Regions from separate parts of the Homo sapiens genome. Here region 1 is linked to region 2. A link is an interaction called in ENCODE POLR2A ChIA-PET data of the cell type or tissue named here. Cell type or tissue: OCI-LY7. All regions are shown on one strand. Links, peaks and the distances in the headings refer to the core of each region. The heading gives the core; the rest is flanking DNA.

The links. Peaks named below come from ENCODE experiments on the same cell type or tissue, not always from the same donor. Only the 100,000 strongest peaks of a DNase experiment are listed, where the experiment ranks them.
Region 1: POLR2A ChIA-PET joins it to region 2 with 5 read pairs; 4 of 35 experiments call an interaction of 5 or more read pairs at or near these places.

The regions. Positions count from the first base shown.
Region 1 is chr4:143,235,167-143,239,570 of GRCh38, forward strand. No RefSeq gene overlaps it. Among named protein-coding and RNA genes, the nearest start is that of USP38, 52 kb to the left of the region's middle. In OCI-LY7, for the core only: no CTCF peak of the experiment used is centred there; no DNase peak of the experiment used is centred there.
Region 2 is chr4:143,353,952-143,358,355 of GRCh38, forward strand. The region is part of intron 1 of GAB1 (GRB2 associated binding protein 1); the gene reads left to right. Among named protein-coding and RNA genes, the nearest start is that of MIR3139, 13 kb to the left of the region's middle. In OCI-LY7, for the core only: no CTCF peak of the experiment used is centred there; DNase peaks (open chromatin) are centred at 1,290, 1,660, 2,740 and 3,400; H3K4me3 peaks cover 3,630 bases; H3K27ac peaks cover 4,000 bases.

The DNA.
Region 1 (4,404 bases), core at 260-4,259, 120 kb before region 2:
GCCAAATCAAGGATTCATCATGAGAATATGCGTGTAATGCCTGTACAAATGGGGTGAATTCCTTTTTTCTTAAAGTCCCCCAAGTATCTTGACATTCTTGGCCTGTCAGAAAGTGACATCTTTTTTTGTGTGTGAGACAGGGCCTTGTTCTGTTACCCAGGCTGGGGTGCAGTGGCATGATTATGGCTCACAGCAGCTTCAACCTCCCAGTCTCAAGTTATCCTCCCACCTCAGCCTCCAGAGTAGCTGGGACTTACAGGTGCATGCCACCACGCCCAGCTAATTTTTTTTTTTTTAAGACATGGTCTCACCACATTGCCCAGGCTGGTCTTGAACTCCTGGACTCAAGCCATCCTCCAGTGTCAGTCTCTCCAAGTGCTGGGATTACAGCACTTTGAGCCACTGTGGCTGGCCTTTTTATTTTTTTCTTTTGAGACAGGGTCTCGCTCTGTTGCCCATGCTGGAGTGCAGTGGTGTGATCACAGCCCACAGCAGCCTTAACCTCCCATGCTCAAGTGATCCTCCCACCTCAGCCTCCTAGGTAGCTGGGTCTACAAGTACACACCACCATACCCAGCTAATTTTTAAGCTTTTTTTGGTACAGATAGGGTTTCACTATGTTGCCCAGGTTGGTCTCAAACTCTGAGCTCAAATAATCTGCCTACCTCAGCCTCCCAAACTGCTGGGCTTACAGGCATGAGCCACTGTGCCCAGCCAGAAAGTGACATTCTTTACTTACCCCAAGGTCAGGGACCCTGTAAGAGAGCTGTGCAGACCAGGTACCAGGCCAGTCTTTCTCTTTATATTGGCTTTATAATTTCAATCCCAGTCTTTCAAAGCAGTCTTGCCATGTTTGAAAATATAATATTCCAGCCACAGCCTTGGTAAAATAACCAGTGCTTCTAATATGTCCTATAACAAAAGAAAATAGATTCTATTGAACTTATTCAAATAACTATATTGAAATAAAATAAGAATGCTTATTAATACTTTCCAAATCCTGGAGAATTCAGGTAGAGAGAGAAAGGTAAATGTTTCAATTTTGCTTGCAAAAGAATACCAATTACTGTAAGATACAAATTGCTCAAAAGAAAATAAGTTTTCTTGATTCTGAAAAACAAAATACAAAATGAATCAGCAATATTTCAATGAAAAGGTCATAAAAATCACTTTATTCCCTCATCAGTTCAGTCCCATGTACTTCTTGTTCTGCTTGGTGTCATGTTAGCAATCTTCATGAACACGTCATTTTTTTTTTATTAGAGTTCTGGAAGGTTTTATCTAGTTCAATGATATCATCTCCAAAGTTATCAGAAGCCTGTATTCAAGAGCACTTGTCAGAGTCTTTTCATGAAAGTAATTTTGGACTGTAGTTGGTTGCCAGTGCTTTTAGAGAAGAGTTCAAAACAATAACTATGGATGGCAAAAACCTAAAATAGCCATGGTTAAAATCTGATGAAAGTTCCCAATTGACAAGGAAATTTAGTTATTTCTATTACATGCAGCATTTTCAGATAATAACCAGAATCATAACTGATAACATCACATCAGGGCTATCAGATTTTAATAAGTTTCACATACTCTTGAATATTCACATTAATAACATATCCATACAAATATAACTTTAGAAAAGATTTAACAAAACCAAAATTATGACTACTAGCATTATATTGTTATGAATCTGCATACTTTTGTAACATTGACATCAATAACATACCAATAAATGTAACTGAGAAAATTTGTTATTACTTACCATTTGACAATGCCTCCCATACAATTTACCAAATAAGTCTAATCATTTGCTCTCTCTATAAGATGAGAGATATATTCTTTGAAACTCTCCAGGGGCCCAACTAGATAATCTTAAAATTAAGTTTAAGCCAATAAGACTTAACTTAGGATTTTGATCCTGGGGAAACCTGCCAAAGATGTCAAAAGATTCAAAACAGTTGACCCTAACAGAATCACAGCTTATTGTTAAATAATAATTGTTCATTTAATCAGAGTGAAAATCAAAAGACTTCAGAAGGAATACAAAAAGTTGCATGGGTGTAAAAATCAATCCTTTTAAAGCTTCATTTTCCTAAGTAATCAAAAATCTAACACAGATAATGTGGGAATTATCTTGATAAAAACAAGTTTCAGAAAGGAATAGAGTTCAGAATTAGAAATGGAAACATTGGCCGGGCCCGGTGGCTCACGCCTGTAATCCTAACGCTTTGGGAGGCCAAGGCGGGTGGATCACCTGAGGTCGGTAGTTCGAGACCAGCCTGACCAACATGGAGAAACCCCGTCTCTACTAAAAATACAAAAATTAGCAGGGCATGGTGGCAGGTGCCTGTAATCCCGGCCACTCAGGAGGCTGAGGCAGGAGAATCACTTGAACCTGGGAGGTGGAGGTTGCAGTGAGCCGAGATCACGCCACTACATTCCAACCTGGCTAACAAGAGTGAAACTCCGTCTCAAAAAAAAAAAAAAAAAAAAGGAAAGAAAAGAAATTAAAACCTCTTGCAGTTTTATTAAGATCAAATCAATAATTTAAGAAAATCTCGCTGTTCTAACATAGGAGACCAAAATTTCTAGTTTTGTATTAATGTACTTTTAACATCAAAGCTCAATCTTTAAGAACACATAAATAATTTCCTTTTAATTAAAGGCGACTGAATCACATGCAAAATTTATTTCATGAAGTTTTTTCATGAACCGGCCTGGTGCAGTGGCTCACGCCTGTAATCCCAGCACTTTGGGAGGCCGAGGCGGGTGGATCACAAGGTCAGGAGTTCAAGACCAGCCTGGCCAAGATGGTGAAACCTCGTGTCTACTAAAAATACAAAAATTAGCCAGGCATGGTGGTGGGCGCCTGTAATCCCACCTTCTGAGTTATCTGCAAAATACCCATGTATTTAAGATTCTTACTTAAGTGAACACTTAATGTTCACAGGTTATAAAAATGGCTAAAAGGAATATATTTTGAAATGGTGACTAGCTTTGATAAATATCTCAGTTCGCATAAATAATCTAGCGAAACTGTTAAAAATTAATAGATTAGGTAATTGTAAATGAGATAAATGCCTGTAAATGGAGTTTTCATGTAATTTAAAATCTTAAAGTTATGTTAAATTAAATAATAGATGCTCATTAAATATCTGGGTCATTTCCAATTAAGATTTAAAAAATTATAAGAAAACATGTTTCTGAAAATTATAAAATGGTTCTTATTTATAAAATACTGAGATGTGACAGTTTAAAATTGCTTGCTAAAATTTAAGGTTACTAAGAGTTAAAAATTTTTTTTTTTTTTTTTTTTTTTTTGGGTCACTGCAACCTCCACCTCCTGGGTTTAAGCAATTCTCCTGCCTCAGCCTCCCCAGTAGCTGGAATTATAGGCATGCACTACCACAGTGGACTAATTTTTGTAATTTTAGTGGAGACGGGGTTTCATCGTGTTGCCCAAGCTGGTCTCAAGCTTCTGGCCTCAAGGGAGCTGCCCGCCTCAGCCTCCCAAAGTGTTGAGATTACAGGCATGAGCTACTTCTCGGCCTGGAAATTCTAATTTTTATATAATTTCATATGCAAAATGTGGCCAGAAAAGTAAGGTTTTTTTTAGGAAATTAATTATAAGATGGCACTAAAATGTGGGCTTTATTGAGAAAAAGAATAATTTTATATAATTTGGAGTTTATTTAAAGGTTGATTCAAAATATGGATTTAGGAAAGAAATAGAAACAAGACAGAAAGAAACCAGTAAGTAGGAAAGAGAGATGTAAAGAAATTTATGGATATGACACTATACGTTTGGTTAAAAAAGTGAAAAAGAAAGGAAAAATTTTATATGAAAATAAATCTTGTATGATAAATTTCTGTCTTAACTAAAATGAATGGCTATTGAAGAAAGAGGAAGCACAGGACAGAGCAGAAAGTCCAAGAGTGTCACTGGTGCACTAAGTCATGATAAGGTTCATGAAAAAACTTTTTTTTTTTTTTTGAGATGGAATCTCACTCTTCTAGCCCAGGCTGGAATGCAATGGCACGATCTCAGCTCACTGCAACCTCCGCCTCCTGGGTTCAAGCGATTCTCCTGCCTCGGCCTCCCCAGTAGCTGGAATTATAGGCATGCACTACCACACCGGGCTAATTTTTATAATTTTAGTGGAGACGGGGTTTCATCGTGTTGGCCAGGCTGGTCTCAAACTCCTGGCCTCAAGTGATCTACCCACCTTGGCTTCCTAAAGTGCTGGGATTACAGGCATGAGTCACCACACCCAGCCTATTGTGGTGCATTTGTATGATTATTGTATGCTTTACAAATTTTTATTTTACAATACTTAGTATTTGCTCATTCATTTTCCAACCTGCTTATTCCAGTTCAGGGTCGCAGGTAGCTGAAGTCCGTCCCAGAAGCTC
Region 2 (4,404 bases), core at 275-4,274:
AGGATCATTATTGTTATTGTACGAAGTGTCTACCACACCCTCTCATTGCACTGAGAGTCCGAGTAAGTTTAGTTAGTAGATCACTTTGCTCTGAAGTGAATAGAAGGGTTGTTGCTGTATGCTGGTGGAGACCCAAAACCAGCTTCTTCCATTTACTCAATCAAGGAAGGCTAGACTCCTGTGACTTGTACCCTGCACTTTGAAGACTGGGCTCAGGACTTGCTCTCTTCATTTCAGGTGACCTTATTTTCTTGCTTTCTTTTGTTTTTAAAATCGTACACTTGGTATATATCTTGGTGTATCTCCTTTTTATGAGCCTCTGAGTATTCCTAACTTTTTTTCAGATTTTTTTTTCTTCCTTGTTATTTATTCTAACTCATATACTGTTTAACATAGTGATGGGTGTTTCCAATGAATATTTATATTTTCTGAAAACAAGTGTAAATGCTCTTAGAGAGAAGCATAACATTAAATAGCTATCCAAATGCAACATTGAGAAATCACTTATAAATTTTCAGTGGGGGTATTTTAACTTACAGTTTTCCATTTTGAGTTTAAAGTATAGAGAAAAAAAGGGTTACAAAATATTAGGTAAGCAGATTTATTGCCCTTTGCCTAAGTTACTAAAGGGAAGTGTTTCTTTTAAAAAAAACTTAGTGTAGAAGATTTATCATTAAACTATAATATACATATTTGACCTTGTAATATTTTTGTTTACTTATATTTGAATAGAAAATGTGCATAGATTCACTTAAAATGTGTAGTACATTGTTATTCATTATTTCTTTGTTTTAAGTTATAATTTTTAATACTCAGAGATTTCCAAATCTTTAATATCTACCTGCTTATGCCAGTGATTCTTAAATAACTAAAAAATACTCTTTTATAGTAGCTTTTATGCACAATACATTTTTTAGCAAATGTGCTTTGCCCCAAGTTGGAGAATTAGTTATATGTTGAGAAGCCCATGCTTTTACTAAGTGAAATTGAAACATAGATACTGAAATATTTTTCATCCTTCAACTAAGTTCTAGCATTGAAAACATCTGTTTGTTTTCAAACAGGATCTGTTGTTTTTCTAAACCATGTACTTCCAAAGCAGAACAGATTTTCTTCGAGATTTTTATTGAAATACCTCAAGGAGAAGAAAATGACTCAAAGAGGATAAAGGCTAATTTTTCTTAATGAAAGAAGAAAAACATTTTTTACTCTTTCTATTCTTAATTTAGGCCTAGGAAATACCCTGAGTCCAAGGCCAGCTGGTTTCAGCATGCAGAGATAAGACTAGAACACAGCTTCCTGATGCCCAGACCAGAGCTGTTCTCATTACCATTTCTATATCCACCTCCATCTTTAGTGGGTTGCTGTGATTTCCAGCATTCAAACCCTTGCACATTTCCAGAGCCTTTTAGCTGTCTCGTGGAGCAGTTCATCCCAATTGCTGCCTTTTTAATTTTTATTTTCAATTGTGTTTAAAACAAAACAACAACAACAACAACACATAACATAAACTTGACCATCTTAATCATTTTTAAGTGCACGGCACAGTAGGTTAAGTATTCAGATTGTTGTGCCAGCCCAATCTCTCCTGCTTCACCGTTCAATCTCAGTAGCATTGGAAACAACAGAAGGGTCTTTATGCAAATACCTTTCAGGAAGGCGTGCGCCTCACCTGTGTTTGCTCCTTCACAGTAGTAGGAAGTTAATTATGTGGGATTTGCTCACCTGATCCACACAGCTGATCCTACTGTAGTGCACATTTGGAAATCCCACACCCCTTTCTTCCCCTGAGGAAAAAATTCTTTCCTCATCCTAGATTCAGTGCTCTGTTTAATCTTGAGCATATGAGAATGAGTCACCATGGGTAAGAGTGTAATCTCATTTATACCTTTCTTCCAACCCTCCTTTAATTTTTTAAGTTTATGATACTGGATCCTGCTTTCCTACATAAGGGCTGGTGATTTGGAGACTAATTTTGGGAGTGCGAGGTGTTGAGATTTTTTTTGGGAACCAGTGCTTTCTGTTCTGCTGAACATGAAGCTGCATGGCCTAAGTTCTGAAATTCAGGCTATGTATGGAATGTCTGTGTGGATGAAGAAACAAGCCAATGCCTTTTTTTGGGTCGGGGCCGGGGGGAGACTGGGAGAAAGATGAATGAAAATGTTAAGATAGTCTGATTTTGTGGGGGAAATATTCAAATTTTGAGAATTTGTGCAAATCAAAGACAAGCAGTTAGTTGCTTTGTGATTTTATTTTACCCACAAAAGAAATACTTGATATTGTGCTGAAGATGTTGTTGAATAGGTATATTAACTCAGATAAAATAACTGAGTTCTACTTTTGATTCCAGTTATCCCTATCTATGCAATGTGTAAATGCTATTTCCATTTCTTCATTTGTGGAATGAAAAACATTTCACTGGAAAATTGTTTTTAAAAAAGTACTTGTAAAGTACATTGGAATCTTTAGGATACTTTGAACATGGTGCTTAAAGAATGTAAATGGTTAATGCTTGCTTTCATACCCATAGAGGAATATGGGAGTGGGAGTCACTTGAATATCAAAATGAAACTCTGTATCCATTTTTAAATACAGTATGCATTTGAGCAAAGCCCTTCTCCCTAACTGCTTATTTTAAATTGGCAGTTGCTCAGCCAACAGTCAGTAATCTCAGTTAGCAAGTGTTTGGCACGCCTGTTTTAACCTGCACAGGTTCAGTTCACACAAAGAAAGGGAGGGTTGGGTTATGTGATGCAAACACCACGTTAGCCTCATTAACATATTTTGAATAACTGTATTTGAATATTTGCCAGCTAAGCTAGGCCATCTGAAGGCCTGCCAAACAAAATGGGGGTTTCTGCGAGGAGTGCAGAGATTTGAGCTTGTAAACTTTTTACTTTTTCTTCTTGAGGGGAAAGATTTTAGATGATGCTATTTAGAATACTTTCCATACCCTCTCAAAAGAACAACCTTTTTTGTGTGTGTTTTAATTCTGCAGAAATTTTGGACTTTCTCTTTCTACCACCTTTTTATATATCTTTAAAAGAGGTACCTTAGGACATGTCTCTGAAATACCTTTAGGTAATCTATCCTGGGTGGGTTTGAGTTTCTACTCAGCCTGTTTTTTTGTCTTTGCAGAATTTAGTCCTGAAGCTCTTTCTGTGAGTCTAGCTGGAGAACCTCTTCTGCAAACTTAATGTGTGAATACCAGTGGTTGGAACAGAACAGATAGGATAAACTAGGGTATCTGTAAACTCCTACCTAGTGGATGCCCAGATCATAAAGATGCCAGCCTGGTTCAACTCTATATAGTATAGACATTGTTTTTACAAGCCTTCAGTTTTGTGGCCTGACATCTGTATCTGTTCAGAAATACTTTTTTGACTTTGACACCTGTCTGGCTGAAACCACAACTTTGGACTCTAAAACTGGGCAAGGGAGGAGTCCATTGGAACCAGGGGTTATCAGATATTTTAATATACAGGGTTTTAAGGGTGAGAACATGAGGCAGCATACACTTAGCTCTCTAGTTTTCATTCTGGGGGACAGGTGAGGGGAGTATCAAAATCACCAGGGAACTCTTTGAAAATCATTCACCTTGATTATTTTTTTCCTGTTTACCTGTTGTGAAGGGTGGGTAGGGATGACAGTGTGATGAGGTGGCATTTGAATCTAGAATCTGCGGAAGCTGTGGGTGCTGACCACAGTGTGGTAGTTTCCATAGTTTGGGCCAATTTGCAACCTGTCTTGTACTTACCCTTTGGAATAGAAAGATACAGTCTCATGATGCCAACTCTCACCCCTCCTTAAGTGTGTATTTAGTAGTATTTCCAGGAAATGATTCCTTCTACCCTAAGGGCTTTTTCCTTTCCTTTATCTCTTCAAAGATGGTTCTTAAGACTTAGTTTTAAATCATATATATATATATATGAATTATCAGAAAGAGGGAAGAATAAATTTGAGCATTCCTATTTTTTTATACATGTTTTGTAAATCTCTCCTTTAGTGGAAGGGAAAGAGGATGCAACTATGCTGAGAAATGTGTCTGTTATATAAATTGCTATTTTAAAAAACCACTTTTAAAAACTAAGAACCTAGGAAAGAACTCCGGTACGTTAAACCAAGCCCTAAATTTTCAACAGACATTTTAATGATTATATATTTTATACGTTGTGTGTACGTGTGTGTATGCCTTAAAGTTTTTAGATTGAAGTTATTAAATTTCACCTGTCTTTTGTTGCTCTTAAATGATTTACATGTAATTTTGTCAGTGATTCTTACATGATCACCATCTACTCATAATTAATTGTATAGACACAATTTTAAGTTTCATAGCTTTTTTTCCAGTTGAATTGTAACAGCCTGTTTAAAAGACAAATTTATAGGCGATTGTAATCTTCATGA